Regions from separate parts of the Homo sapiens genome. Here region 2 is linked to region 1. A link is a contact called in ENCODE Hi-C data. All regions are on one chromosome and are shown on one strand. Each heading gives the region's core, a stretch centred on a gene start or an enhancer-like site at or near the end of the contact. The rest is flanking DNA. Distances are from core to core; before and after follow the strand shown.

Region 1 (7,955 bases), core at 2,983-5,482:
TCGCTCTGAACAGACTGAACTCCCACCTCCTCAAGACTTCCCTAGATTTGTCCCCAGTCCCTCAATCTCAGACCACTGTGTAACTCCTATCTCTCTCCTGAAGCTTTTGGGTCAAAACCTGCACATTCTTTTCCTTTTCTGAGACTTGTGAATGAACTGACATAATCTACATCTCAATTATGCTGGAAAAGAGGCTACAGAATTGCTGAATAAGGGAGCAATCTCAGGGCTGGGCACAGTGGCTCACACCTGTAATCCCAGCACTTTGGGAACCCGAGACGGGTGGATCACTTGAGGCCAGGAGTTCGAGACCAGCCTGGACAACATGGTGAAACCCTGTCTCTACTAAAAATACAAAATTAGCTGGGTGTGGTGGCGGATGCCTGTAATCCCAGCTACTCAGGAGGCTGAGGCAGGACAATCACTTGGGAGGCAGAGGCTGCAGTGAGCTGTGATTGCACCACTGCACTCCAGCCTGGGCAACAGAGACAGACTTTGTCTCAAAAGAGAAAAAAAAAAAAAACAGAGGAAAAAAAAAAGAGAGAGCAATCTCAGGATGACAGGGACCTTCTGCTATTTCCACTTTCGCATGCAAGACTTGATCTTGTATGGCCAAGCCTGTGGTCTAAAGAACATGCCGTTAGCCAAAATATACAAATTAAATCCCAATTTTTATTATTATGTTAATCAATAATACAAATTTTTAAACATCTACACCTTGACTCTTGGCTTCCTAAACTATCTCTCCAGCACCCATTCTATCCCCTGCTTTTGCAAATATTGATGACACACCTATGACATATAAGACACATTCTCTGTTCTGGAAATGCTCATGGTATACTGAACTACACATGTTCTCAGACTGCAGGTAGACCAAAGTAGGTAGACAGAGGCCTTCTAAGCTTGCCACTTCATATACACTAAAGCCCCTTCCTGTTCTGCTTATATCAGTGGATTCCCTTGCCAGTTAGCTTCCAGTTGGGTTCAGCCAATGGGGAAAGCCAGCAAGAGATCCAGGGAAGGGACAAGAGTGAAGTCAGAATATTTATTCCCCCAGGTTTTTCCCTAGAGGTTGCTGTGGAATGGCTATATTCCATATCCATTGACCAAAGGTCATGGCCTCCATCAGGCAGCTGTCATCCCATAAATCTTTCTTCAGGTTTTAGCAACTGCCTCCTCCCTTAGCCCTTCAGTCCTAAAGTCAGTAAGTTACCCTGCTATCACTAGCTCTGAAATATTGCAGTATCCTTTGTTGATTACCACAGCCTGCCTACAACTTTATAGATTGTCCCTTTATTAAGCTCTTCTCAAATTACCCAATTTGAGTGTTCTGTTTATTTTTTATTGGGATTCCATCTGATAAACCCTGTAAACACAATTGCCTCTGGCCTTTGTGGAGAAACTTATTGTATAAAATTGCCACTTTAAGCACTGTGGAAACACCGAAGATTAAAAAACAAAAGCCCAAAGCCATGTTTCTGCCTTCTCAGATAGTGCTTCTCACACTATCTGTGATAAAGGACTAGTTTTTAAATTATTATTACTGTTACTTTCAGTCTGTCACAGACTGATATTCTGGTAAGATACAGTAACAAGAAATTACCAGAAAAAGGAAATTTAGAAGGTATGCAAATTAAAGCCCAATTGTTATTATTATGTTAATCAATAAGACAAAATTTTCAACATCTACACTCAAGTTCTCAAATTATCTGGTCACAGACCAATATCATTTATTGGCACTGGTCTGTGGGCTACCCTTTGAATTGCAGCTCACAGGGTTATAGAATCAGGTTAATAGAATGTGAAATGTCTTTTTGGTAAATCCTTGGACTCTTTTTCTCTCCTTTCCTACCTTTAAGAGACATCATTAATCACTTCTTATTTTGGGCTCCAACAAAGGCCAAAATAAGGAGGGTTCAACTCATTAGTACAGCATGAATTACATCGTTTTACAATAGTTAAAACCTACCAAGAAAACACTCCTCCTTTCCCCTGTCAAAAAACTACAAATCCTAAAAAAAAAAAAAAATAACCAAGCTGTAGTCTTTTATCCACTGTACTTGGTAAGGATCTTATCATTTAACAAGCACTCAATCAATGTTTCTCAATATTAACAAATGCACAAATAGAATTGGCTTGGATATTATACATTAGATGCACGTGCAAAGACATAAACTCACCCTCTACTTCCAGTACCTGTTCTCACTGAAGAGCCAATAATGGGACAGGTTTATTTTGAAGCACACATCCACACACATGCACTCACACATATATGGTTGGGGGTTTGGTTTCCTGAATTTCTGGCTTCAGACACTACCTGCCTGTATCAAGTCAGGGCCGTGGCACGAACCAGACGGCACATTGAAATTTGAGGAGAGTTTAATAAACAGACGGCTTACAATGGTGTTGGCTCGGGGTAAGGAAATCACAATGGATAAGGCTCTATCCTGGGGAGTGACAGGGAGGTGCCATTATAATACCTGGGCCTTAAGAGGTAAGGGGAGGGAGCAGTCCCTGGAGCCTGGAACTAAGAGGACTGTGTGGCCAGGGCCACCCAAACTATGACCTGTTGTTTAGAAGGGCAGCTAATCTGTGACAATCCTGCAGAGAGAGAACTGGGGGACAAGATACTCCAACTCACACTTCTTCCTCTCTCCAAACTTTCCTGTTGAGACTTCCCATTGGCCAAAGACAAGCAAGGCCAGAAGGCAATGGCGGCCTTTCAGGGCAGACAGCAGGGTGGAAAAGGTGGGGAGCCAAAGGCATGGGACACATGGCACCTCAAGACTCTTGTTTTTTCCCTATCTGCCAAAGTCCACACAGCTCTCGCACACAAATGCCTTTCTCATCCCTCACCCTGACAACTACTCTGATCTGAGGAATGCATCAGGAATGAGACCAGATGCCCATATCAACTTCTTCAGGGAATGAAGACCTAGAGGAAAAGTGCAGCTGAATCTGGAACTGCAATTGCCCAGAAACACGATCAGAAATGTAATAAATGCTGCTATTACACCTAAAATAATTAACACTAAATCTCTAACTTTATCAAATATACAGAGAGTGTTCAAACTTCAAATTTGTTGAGTGTAATTTAACAACTTATATTTGCTAATGTGCTTTATAATACTCAAAGTCCCTACTCCCTGGCTCACAGCATGTGAGGTGAGAATGGAGTTAATAATTTGGGGCAGTTCTTTTCTTTTCTTTTTTCTTTGAGACAGAGTCTGGCTCTGTCGCCCAGGCTGGAGTGCAGTGGCGTGATCTCAGCTCACTGCAAGCTCCGCCTCCCGGGTTCACGCCATTCTCCTGCCTCAGCCTCCCGAGTAGCTGGGACTACAGGCGCCTGCCACCGTGCCCGGCTAATTTTTTGTAATTGTTTTTTGTAGTAGAGACGGGGTTTCACCGTGTTAGCCAGGATGGTCTCGATCTCCTGACCTCGTGATCCGCCCACTTTGGCCTCCCAAAGTGCTGGGATTACAGGCGTGAGGCACCGCGCCAGGCCTGGGACAGTTCTTTTCAAAATGTATTCGGTGACATTAAACTCTGGAGTTATTACAGTATTACAGTCTGAGTTGTTTCTTTATTGCCAAAAGCCAGAACCTCTGCCTTGAAGTCATAAATGCCCCAATGGAGTCAGAGCTGCCAAAATCCAGAGTTCAGACCCAAGACAACTCCCCATCCAAGAACCTAGGGGTGCTGAGCCAGAATCGCCCCCACCAAACTGAGCGAGAACAGCCGAAGCCATCCTCTATATCCAGAGACTAGCTGCTTAAGCAAATCCCTCATCCCATTCAGGGACGCACAGTCCAGCCATTACTCCAAAACCCTGAGCCAGCGCCCCTCTGCCCTCATCCAGAGATGCACATCCCAAGACTGACCCTAAGCTTCGACCCGAGGAGGCACAGCGCAAGTCGCTGTCACGAAACGTGAAGATGCACTGTTTTGTCAAACCCAGGGCTGCTCCCCAAACCGAGCCCACGCTCGAGCCCACGCTCTTCCCATCCTATCCCGGGTAGGTCGGGCCGCTGAACTTCCCTAGTCTACCCCACCTACGAGGCCTTATCATTGGTTACCAGTCCCCTCTTCCACTCCTCCTACTTCAGTCCACAGGGACGGGTCACAGCTGCACATCCTACACTCCTACTCCTGGCTACGCCTCCAAGAGGGGCGCGGTACAGACGGGACTCACCCCAGCGTCCCAAACAATGTCGCCCGCAGCGTGCGTCCAGTACCATGGCGCATGCGCAAGGAGGCCTATGGCCTACAATCCCCAGAAAGCCCCGCGCGCAGCAGTGGCCATTCGCAAGGCTACCCTGGTGAAGGTGGCCTTTGACTTCCGTGCATTTGGAAGTCCTTTGACTTCCGTGCATTCGTCTAAAATAACGACAATCATAATAACGATAAAATAATGAAATGTTAAATAAATCACTATCAACGATGAAAAGAAGTTTCAATATTTTACTACTTGGAAATGGGCACTTTACCGTTTTAGTGAAGACTTTTATAAGTTCTTATTTTATAGGCATGTCTTTTAACGTTAAAACCACGAAACTTTTCAATTAACACTCACTTAAATAATTCCCTCCCCGCCCCCCACCATGTTTTATTTCTGTTGATGAAAACTCTGGATAATCTACACTTGCGATATAACATAGCCCTGTAATTTATTTCCTAGTCTCAGAAGAAGCAGAAGGAATTAACAACTATTGTCTGAATCCTTAACAGGGGAATTGCAGGAGTACTGAGAGTGTCCTAAAAGAGACACATTACAACATAACAAGAAAACGCGGGAAGTTTTCAGATTCTTTTTGAAAATTTGCCCTTGTTGAGACTTAGGCTTTATTTTACTTCATGTTATTGCATTTAAGATTTAAGATTTCTATTAAAGAAAAATTTGGGTACCCTAAATGGGGTAAGAAAATTGAATAGGAATTCCATTAGAGGCCCACAGTTTTAGCCTGGAGGAAAGCCCTGATAACGTGTGAGAACAATCTGTCTCCTAGGAAAGGTCACCTGGTCCTGCTGGCAGAGTCTCTGTTTGGAATATCTGGCTGGCATTCCCTTTTCCACGCACCCTCAAGCTGTAGGGGTGGTGAGGCGGTTCCAGTCCTAGACTAGATAGAGAAGTGAAGACCCCCACCTCTACGCAATGGGCAGGAAATGGTTGAATAATATCCAACTATAGCTTGACATCGCAGCTTAGGGCACATAAAGGGACAGTGCAATTGTTTTGGCTTATCTCTGTCTTTTGATGTTTACATGTTTGATGTTCTTATATATTGCTCTAAGTTGAAGGATTACTTGATTTAATTTGACATACTTGAATTTTAAAAAACGAGTTCAGGAACATTTTTATTTTTGACCTAATACAAGGTTAATTTTTGTGACATCTGTGTCTGTTGGAAAACAATGTGTCTTCTCTATCAGATGGATATGCATACATTTATATTTTCCCCAGACTTGCTAACTGTGCTATTTAAATTTCCTACATGCTTATTTGTGCTTACTTAGATTTTTTCATTATGCATCTGTCAACGATTGAAAAGTGCATGTCAAAAAGGTTCCCAGTCTGGGCGTGGTGGCTCAAGCCTGTAATCTCAGTACTTTGGGAGGCCGAGGTGGGCAGATCACGCGGTGAGGAGTTCAAGACCAGCCTGGCCAAGGTGGTGAAACCCCATCGCTACTAAAAATACAAAACTTAGCCAGGCATGGTGGCAAGCACGTGTAGTCCCAGCTACTTGGGAGGCTGAGGCAAGAGAATCACTTGAACCCAGGAGGTGGAGGTTGCAATGAGCCGAGATCATGCCACTGCACTCCAGCCTGGGCGACAGAGCAAGACTCTGTCACCAAAAAAAAAGAAAAAAGAAAAAAGTGAAAGAAAAAAAAGCCTATAATGGTAAATTTGTCATTTTCCTCTCTATAGCATTTGCTTTATTTATTTATTTATTTATTTATTTATTTATTTCCTTTATTTTTTTTTTGAGACTGAGTCTCGCTCTGTTGCCCAGGCTGGAGTGCAGTGGCGCCATCTCAACTCACTGCAAGCTCTGCCTCCCAGGTTCACACCATTCTCCTGCTTCAGCCTCCCGAGTAGCTGGGACTACAGGTGCCCGCCACCAGGCCCAGCTAATTTTTTTGTATTTTTAGTAGAGACAGGGTTTCACCGTGTTAGCCAGGATGGTCTCCATCTCCTGACCTTGTGATCTGCCCACCTCGGCCTCCCAAAGTGCTGGGATTACAGGCGTGAGCCACCATGCCCAGCCTGCTTCATTTTTCAAAAGTCAAGTTACTAGGTATACAAATGGCTTTACTTTTTAAAAGTTGTGTTGTTAGGTATGGAAGTGTTGTATTCCTTATCTGAAATACTTGGGACCAGAAGTGTTTCAGATATTTTATTTTTTTCAGATTTTGCAATATTTGCATATACGTAATGAGATATCTTGAGGATGAGACCCAAGTCTAAATGCAAAATTCATTTGTGTTCCATATAAACCTTATACATGTAGCCTGAAATTAATTTTATAGAATTATTTTGAATAATTTTGTTCACAAGGTTTGTATACAATGTTTGTGTGCATTGAACCATCAGAAGCAAAGATTGCCTTCGTCAGATGACCAAAGAAAAATCAATGAAAAGAACAGAAAGAAAGCAAATACTTCAGGTGTGGAATTTTCCACTTGTGGTGTCATGTTCACATTCCAAAAGTTTTAGATTGTGAAACATTTTGGATTTTAAAATTTAGTGATGCTGACCCTGTGTAAGTTTCATAATGTTCATATCTTCTTGATGGGCCAAAAATTTCGTTAACAATTTTAAGTATTTTGTATTTTCACCTTGAGTTTACTTTTCAGTGAAGACTGTACCTGCTTTCTTTTCATTAGATTTCATCTAGTATTTATTCTTTCATTTTGTCTTAAAATTAGTATATTTCTTTACCTTATTATTTATATACTCTTTATTATTATAGTTATTTTTAAATGTTACTTTTACCTAATCTAAGAGCTTGGCTTTAGTCTGAAAATCCACACTTAAATGGGTGTGTTAAGAACAAAAGAGAAAGCTCTTGTATAATTGATCTAGGAGCTGCTCATACTTCCCAACTGTAGAACAGTGAATCTGGCCTGTAATCCTAGTTGCTCAAGCAGCTGAGGTGGGAGGATGGCTTGAGCCTGGAAGGTTCAGGGTGTAGTGAGCTATGATGGTGCTACTGTACTCCAGCTTGGGTGACAGCATGAGATCTTATGTCTGAAAAAATAGAACAGTGACCCTCAAACAGGAATGAAATAGCCTCCCTAAGACTTTTTTGAATTGTGTGAGTGATCTTTGCTTGCTCCAGTGACTGGGGTATGTGTTTAGTATGCAGAGGTAAGGAATGCTAAACATATTGCACTTGTAAATTAATTCTCTCAACAAAGAAGTCATCCATTCAAATACCCAACAGTAACCCCTTGAAAATCACTGCTCTAAAGGAAAGAAAATGAACAACAATAACCTCAATCAAATAAAAGGAGGGAAAGAAACAATCAAATCAGTAAAGAGAAAGTCAAACTGCTGCTGTTTGCTGATGATATGATCATATACCTAGAAAACCCTAAAGACTCCTTCAAAAAGCTTCTAGAACTCATAAATGAATTCAGCAAAGTTTCAGGATACAAAATTAATGTACACAAATCATAGCTCTGTTGTACACCAAAAGCAACCAAGCTAAGAATGAAATCAAGAACTCAACCCCTTTTACAACAGCTGCAACAAAAAATACATAGGAATATTTCTAACCAAGGAGGTGAAAGACCTCTCTACAAGGAAAACTACAAAACACTGTTGAAAGAAACCATAGATGACACAAACAAATGGAAACACATCCCATGTTTATGAATGGGTAAATCAATATTGTAAAAATGACCATACTGCCAAAAGCTGTTTACAAATTCAATGCAAGTTCCATCAAAAT
Region 2 (7,955 bases), core at 5,202-7,701, 310 kb before region 1:
CAGGCGCCCGCCACCACACCTGACTAATTGTTGTATGCGTAGTAGAGATGGGGTTTTGCCATATTGGCCAACCTGGACTTGAACTCCTGACTTCAGATGATCCGCCCACCTCGGCCTCCCAAAGTGCTGGGATTACAGGCGTGAGCCACCATGCCCACCATGCCTAAAAATTTTTGTATTTTTAGTGAAGATGGGGTTTCACCACATTGGCCAGGCTAGCCTTGAACTCCCAAACTCAAATGGTCCACCTGCCTTGGCCTCCCAAAGTGCTGGGATTACAGGCATGAGCCACCGTGCCCAGCCAATGCTATGCTGCTTCTATGATGTCAACTTTTTAGCTTCCACATATGTGTGAAAACATGTGGTATTTATCTTTCTGGGCCTGAATTTACATCACTCAACATCATGTTCTCCAAAGCTTATCTTTATCTTGCCATAAATGACAGAATTTTATTATTTTTTATGGTTAAATAGTGTACCTTTGTGTATGTATGCCACATTTTCTTTACCATTTTCTGTTGATGAACACTTAGATTGGTTCCATATGTTAGCTATTGCAAATAGTACTATAATAAATATAGGAGTGCAGATAGGAGTTCAACACACTGATTTCCTTTCCTTTGGATATACAGCTAGTAGTGGGATTGCTGGATCACTTGAATGCTGATATGCATAAGAGGATCTACACTGGAGAAAAACCATGGAAGTGTGGAGATTGTGGTACATGCTTCAGTCAGGGCTCACATCTTCAAATTCAGTGTCTGTTCTGTAGAGAAACCTTAATAATGTGATATATGTGACAGCAAAGAGTTATAAGATATGAATATGTTAATTTTAGTAGATACTTCCGAAAAGTATTTCAAACTGGTTGTACCACTATAAACTCTGACCATTATTAGGCAAGAATTGGCTTTTTTTTTTTTTTTCTTTTGAGACAGTCTTGCTCTGTCACCCAGACTGGCATGCAGTGGAATGATCACGGCTCCCTGCAGCCTTGACCTCCCAGGCTCAAGAAATCCTTCTGCCTCAGCCCCTCAAAAGCTGGGACTATAGGCATGCAACAACACGCCTGGCTAAATTTTTGTTGTAGAGATGGGGTCTCACTATGTTGCCCAAATTGGTCTCAAACTCCTGGGCTCAAGCGATTCTCCCTCCTCAGCCTTCCAAAGTGCTGGGATTACAGGCCTGAGCCATGCGCACAGCATTTTGTTTTGTTTTGTTTTGTTTTTGAGATGGGGTCTCTCGGTGTTGCCCAGGCTGGATTGCTTATTCACAGATGCAGTTACAGTGCCCTATAGCCTCGAACTCCTGGGCCTAAGTGATCCTCTTGCTTCAATCCCCTGAGAAGCTGGGACTACAGGCATGGACCACCACCCCTGATTGATCTTCTTTAGTTTCTATAACAAAATAGTACACTGTTTCCACAAACTTGGGAAGGCTAGTATTTGGGGGTGGGGGGCGTGGAAATCACTAAACAACAAAGAAAATCTGATGAATTGGACAGCATAAAAATATTGGCATAAAGATGAACATAACATAAGCAGGAATATTTAAAGCACATACTTTTTATAGAGTGTCTCCCCTGTAATGTCTCTGGTTAAATGAAAGGGTTTCAAATGTGAAGACAACCCTAACCATACTCATTATCTGTAAAAGATGTAGCATTGTCATGGACTCCTTAATAAACGTGAAGACTTTAATCCATCTGAAGGTGCATCACATTTCTGAAGTTTCCAACACTGACAAGGTGATGGGCTTATGGATGAAAACTCATGAATGGGAAAAACTCAGCTATCGTTAAAGCCCATATATTTTATTAAAGATATTGGGGCTGTCTCCTAAATCTAGTTAGTGATGAATTTCAAGTCTAGAGCCATCACCGAATCCTTGTCCACATTCATTACACATAGGTTTTCTGAGAAAATTGTCTGCTGGTTATGAGAGGTCTTCTCCCGTGCCAAAGTGAGTATAATAACCTTGCTTTTGGCCAGGTGCGGTGGCTCACACCTGTAATCCCAGCGCTTTGGGAGGCCGAGGTGGGCAGAGTGCCTGAGGTCAGGAGTTTGAGACTAGTCTGGCCAACATGGTGAAAACCCATCACTATTAAAAATACAAAACAATTAGCTGGGTGTGGTGGTGGCGTGTGCCTGTAATCCCAGCTACTCAGGAGGCTGAGGCAAGGGAATTGCTTGAACCAGGGAGGTGGAGGTTGCGGTGAGCCGAGATCACGCCACTGCACTCCAGCCTGAGTGACAGAGTGAGACTCCATCTCAAAAAAATAAAAATAAAAATAAAAGTAAACAAGCTTGCTTTCTTTTATGTGCTCCTTGATTTTGATGGTGATGTGAAATCAAACTGAAGCTGAAAATACAATAATCACATTTATACAGGGCATTTTTCAAGGAAATTTATTGATTTTTACTTTAATAATTTAGTGCCTCACTTTTGTAAGTCTCTTGTAAGTGGCCAGGCATGGTGGCTCACACCTGTAATTCCAGCACTTTGGGAGGCTGAGGCAGAAGGATCAATTGAATCTAAGAGTTTGAGACCAGCTTTTTACAGAGTGTCTCCCCTATAATGTCTCTGGTTAAATGAAAGATTTTCAACTGTGAAGACAACCCTAACCATACTCATATTCTAGTTCCTTTGCCTTTCCATATAAATTTTAGAATAATTTTATATCTACAAAATATCTTGCTGGAATTTTGATAGTAATTATTTTAACCCTGTGTATCAATTTGGGGAGAATGAACATTTTTGCTATATTGAGTCCCACGATCCTCAAACATGGAATGTGTCTCCATTCATTTAATATTGTTGGATTTTCTTCATCAGTGTGTTGTAATTTTCATCTTACAACCCTTGTACATCTTTTGTCAAACTTCCATCTAGGTATGAACTTTGATTTCCGTGTGTTCATTGCTAGTATAATATATATAAATTAATTTTGGTATCCTGATCATGTATCCTATGATCATGCTGAATTCGCTTATTGTCTAGGCATTCATGGATTGGAAGACTTCACATTTTTGTGATGACAGTACTACCCAAACCAATCTACAGTTTTACTGCAATCACTATCAAAATCCAAACAGCCTTTTTTTTTTTTGCAGAAATCAATTCATAAATTCATATGTAATTGTAATGGAGGCAAATAGACAAAATCTTTCTTTTTTAAAGGAACATGATGGATGGCTCCCACTTCATTTCGAAACTTACTACCAAGCTATAGTAATGGAATAGAATTTAGAGTCCATAAAGAAACTCATACATCTAAAGTCACTTGATTTTCAAGAAGGATCCAAGATTGCTTAATGGAGAAAGCATAGTCTCTTCAGCAAATAATGCTGGGCAAATATATATACATATGCAACATAATGAAGTTAGATCCGCACTTCACACTATACTTAAAAATTAACTCAAAATGATCAATGACCTAAATATAAGAGGTTAAGCTATACAACTCTTAGAATAAAACATAAAGGTTAATCTTCAAGACTTTTTATTTGGAATGGATTCTTAGATAAGACACCATATGCACAAGCTAAAAAAACCCCACATAAATTGGACTAGAGCAAAAAAAAAAATGCTATGCATACAGAGACATTGTCAAGAGCATGAATTCTTCTAGTATCAGAATATATAAAGAACTCTTAGACCAGGTGAGGTGGCTCTCACCTATAATCCCAGCACTTTGGAAGGCTGAGATGGGTGGATCACTTGAGCCCAGGAGTTTGAGGCCTGCCTGGGCAACATGGCGAAAACCATGTCTCTACAAGAAACAAACAAACAAACAAAAAACAACAACAAAAAACAAAGGTAGCCAGGCATAGTGACCCATGCCTGTGGTCCCAGCTACTCAGGAGGCTGAGGCAGAAGGATTGTTTGAGCCTGGGAGGTCAAGGCTGCAGTGGGGCGTGATGTACCATTGCACTCCAGCCTGGGCAACAAAGAGAGACTCTGTTTCTTAAAAAGAAAAGAAAGAAAGAACTCTTACAACTCAATAACAAGAGGAGAAACCACCCAATTTTCTAATGGGCAAAGATACAAATAGAAATTTCAGATATACAAGTTACCAACAATTATGTGAAAAGATGCTCAACTATTAGTCATTAGGAAAATGCAAATCAAACCAATAATGAGATGCCATTTTACAACAGCTATGTTAGCTATCATCTTTAAAAATAGAAAATAGCCGATGTGGTGGCAGGCACCTGCAGTCCCAGCTACTTGGGAGGCTGAAGTAGGAGGATCGCTTGAGCCCAGGAGTTTTGAGGTGTAGTGAGCTATGCCCACTGGGTGTCCACACTAAGTCGACATCAACATGGTGATCTCCCAGGAGCAGAGGACTACCAGGTTGCCTCAGGAGAGGTAAACTGGCCCAGGGTGGAAACACAGCAGGTCAGAACTCCCATGCTGATCAGTAGTGAGATGTTGTCTGTGAATAGCCACTGCAATTCTGCCTGCACAACGCAGGGAGACCCCGTTTTCAATTTATACACACACACATATACATATACATATATATTTTATACATACATATATACAAAATAAGTATTGGAGAGGATGTGGAGAAATTACTACCCTCACACACTGAAGGTGGGAATGTAAAAATGGTGCAGTTGCTGTGGAAAATTGTTTCGTGGTTCCCAACATAGAATTACCATATGAATCACTAAATTTCATATCTAGGTATATACCCCAAAGAATTGAAAGTAGGTGATGAAACAAATACTTGTACACCACTGTTTGTAGCAACACTATTGACTACAGCCAAAAGGTGGAAAGAACCCAAATGTCCCTCAATCAATGAATGGATAAACAAATTGTGGCGCAAGCCTGTAATCCCAGCACTTTGGGAGGCTGAGGTGGGCGGATCACCTGAGGTAAGGAGTTCGAGACCAGCCTGACTAACCTGGTGAAACCCTGTCTCTACTAAATACAAAAAAATTAGCTGGGTGTGGTGGCGCATGGCTGTAATGCCAGCTACTTGGGAGGCTGAGGCAGAAGAATCGTTTTAACCCAGGAGGCGGGGGTTGCAGTGAGCTGAGATCGTGCCATTGCACTCCAGCCTGGGCATCAAGAGGGAAACCCCACCTCAAAACAAAACAAGACAAAGCAAACAAAAAAAACAAATCGTAGTAGAAACATAAAATATTATGAAGTACTGGTACATGCTGTGATGTGGATGAACTTTAAAAGCAGTATGCTGGCAGGGCGCGGTGGCTCACGCCTGTAATCCCAGCACTTTGGGAGGCCGAGGCGGGAGGATCACGAGGTCAAGAGATCGAGACCATCCTGGCTAACACGGTGAAACCCCGTCTCTACTAAAAATACAGAAAAATTAGCCAGGCGTGGTGGCACGCGCCTGTAGTCCCAGCTACTCGGGAGGCTGAGACAGGAGAATCGCTTGAACCCGGGAGGCGGAGGTTGCAGTGAGCTAAGATCGTGCCACTGCACTCCAGCCTGGCACTTTTTTTGAGATTCCGTCTCAAAAAAAAAAAAAAGAAGCAGGATGCTAAGTGAAAGGTGTCAGAAACAAAAGGTTCCATAATGTATAATTCCATTTATATGAAATGTCCACAATAGGTAATTCAATAGGACAGAGATTAGTGTTAGACAGTGACTGCTTAGTGGGTATGGGGTTTTTGGGGTGATGAAAATGTTTCCTAACTTTTTATTTGTACTACATATATCCTAAAATGGTGAATTTCACGTTTTGTGCATTACACCTCAATAGAGATGTTTTAAATAATAAAATACATTAAAATGTTTTGCATAGATAAAACAATAAAAAAAAACGTTTTTGTTGAGAAAATATTTGCGAGATAAAATGTTAATATCATGAATATAAGAACAGTGCTTGAAAAGTGAGGGATAAAACCAAAAACTCAATAAGAAAGTGGGCAAAACATCTGGACAATTTACAAAAAATGTAATAATGACACCTGAAAATATGCAAGAATATGCCATCTTTACAAGAGTTATAAATTAAAACTACATGCCATTTCTTACCACTGGCAAAACTTATTTGAAGAGTGTATCATCTCGCTTGTTCCCTTTCCAGTAACACTCCTGTCCTCACTAGAGGGGTTTAGACTTCAGGAATTCCTTTCTATACGGTATTTTCTCTTAGGCACCCAGGGAGAGGGAAGGACGACTCTCAGGGTAGAAGTCCACATTTCCCAACAGGCGCTCGGGGGTACGAGATTCGTTCCCCGTGGGAAGAGTGGTCAAGGGCTTCCCAGTAGTCGTCAACACTTCCCTTTGAGTGTAATGCTGCAGGAGTACAGTCCAGACCCTCAGTGGAATCGCGGTCGGTTTAGCTCCGGCAGTTGGGTCCCAGGGAATTCTGGGAAGTGTAGTCCAGACGCTCAGTGGAGTCGCGGTCAGTTTGGCTCCGGCTGGCGGGTCCCGGGGAATTCTGGGAAGTGGAGTCCAAACATTCGGTGGAGTCGCGGACACTTCCGCTCGGGGACTGAGGTTGCTGCAGTTTTTCCGCGATAGTTTGGGGCAGTTCCGCGCGTTGCAGGCCCTTCTGAATTTCCTGGACCTACGCATTGGATCCTCAAAGAACTGGTGATCGAATTAGGGGAAAAGGGGCCTCGTCGGAGAGTAGAGGTTTGGAGGGGCAAGGGCCGCTGTTTGCGTTCTCGTCCGTGGCACCTTCTTGGGCTTGGGTCTGTCCTCGCTTCCCGGGGGCATTGGTACTTGGTTGGGTCGCGTCTCACCTGGTTTCAGGGTTTCCGGGGCTCTGAGCTCGCCCACTCCGCCCCCTGCACCCCACGCGCGTGGCCACTTCTTCTCGATATAACGTTGGGGTGTTAATCTCCTTGGGTTTCCCGTTACTGTTCTTTAAAATGGGGACTTTAGGGCCATCCTAATGGAATCGTTTTGGGAACTGGAAGAGGTAACACAAATGAGAGCCTTAAAGCAGTCCCTGTCACTTGGTGACTGGTGGTCTCTTGTTAATTTCCCACGAAGGACCGGGTGGGGTCAGAGCTCCAGCTGCAGGGGCCTCGGCCCTTCTCCCTGATCCCTGCAGGACGCTGGATGATCCCGGAAGCCTTCTGACCTCTTTTTAGGAGAGCGAGGGTTGCGTCCACTTTCATGAAGGGAAAGGAGCATTTAACTTTTATGGGGGACGGCGACGCGGTCAAGGTGTTTCACAGCTTTCTCGTTCCCCAACCCGACCTTTCCAGAAGAGCTGCAGGGAGGGACTTCTTGGCTTCTGAGGGCAAAGCTCTACGTGAGTGGTCCTTGGCTCTTTGACCGAGATGCTCACCCCAACCGAGAGTGTATAGGTTGTGTCCTCGGGCATGGGGGTCGATAATAATTAAGTCTTAATTAGTAACTTCATTCTAAGGGCTTTATACAAATAAATTTACGCCACACCGTGGCTCTGTGGAGAAGTATTGCTTTTTTCTATTTTAAAAACGAAAGTGAGACACAGAGCGCATAGGCACCCGACTAGTGAGAGGTGGAGCTGGGGTTGGAACCTAAGCAGTCTGGGTCAGAGCCTGATTTGATCTTCTCTTGGGATACGTTGTCACTGAGGCAGAGGAACTAGTTGGACTTAGGTGGGGAAAGCAAGACTTAGGGGCTTGAAATTTTCTGAGTTTCTAAAAATGTTGTCAACTATTTTGTTTCAATCATTACAAATATTTTGTATTCTTATAGAACCATGTCATTGTACAGCATTCTATTTTTCTTTATTAAGAACAAAATGGGCCTGGCGCGGTGGCTTACGCCTGTAATCCCAGCACTTTGGGAGGTCCAGGCGGGCGGATCACGAGGTCAGGAGTTCGAGACCAGCCTGGCCAACATGGTGAAACCGCATCTCTACTAAAAAATAATTACAAAAATTAGCTGGGCGTGGTGGTGGGCGCCTGTAATCCCATCTACTCGGGAGGGTGAGGCAGGAGAATCGTTTGAATCTGGGAGGCGGAGGTTGC

The links. Hi-C counts contacts between places; a loop is a spot of excess contacts on that map. Pooled maps may share reads with other maps.
Region 2: a map of endothelial cell of umbilical vein shows a loop between it and region 1 (5-fold over the local background). The contact joins the promoter of ZNF224 here to the promoter of ZNF285 in region 1. A Hi-C loop is called at or near these places in 2 of 168 maps with a recorded cell type or tissue (B cell and endothelial cell of umbilical vein) and 9 of 50 pooled maps.

Annotation. Positions count from the first base shown.
Region 1 is chr19:44,397,376-44,405,330 of GRCh38, forward strand. It overlaps ZNF285 (zinc finger protein 285), which reads right to left and starts at 4,233. Exons shown (of 4, transcript NM_152354.6): 1 at 4,193-4,233. RefSeq lists an enhancer at 3,630-4,386.
Region 2 is chr19:44,087,910-44,095,864 of GRCh38, forward strand. ZNF224 (zinc finger protein 224) reads left to right here and starts at 6,452. Exons shown (of 6, transcript NM_001321645.3): 1 at 6,452-6,621. ZNF284 (zinc finger protein 284) reads left to right here. Exons shown (of 5, transcript NM_001037813.4): 5 at 1-1,704. RefSeq lists an enhancer at 6,262-6,371.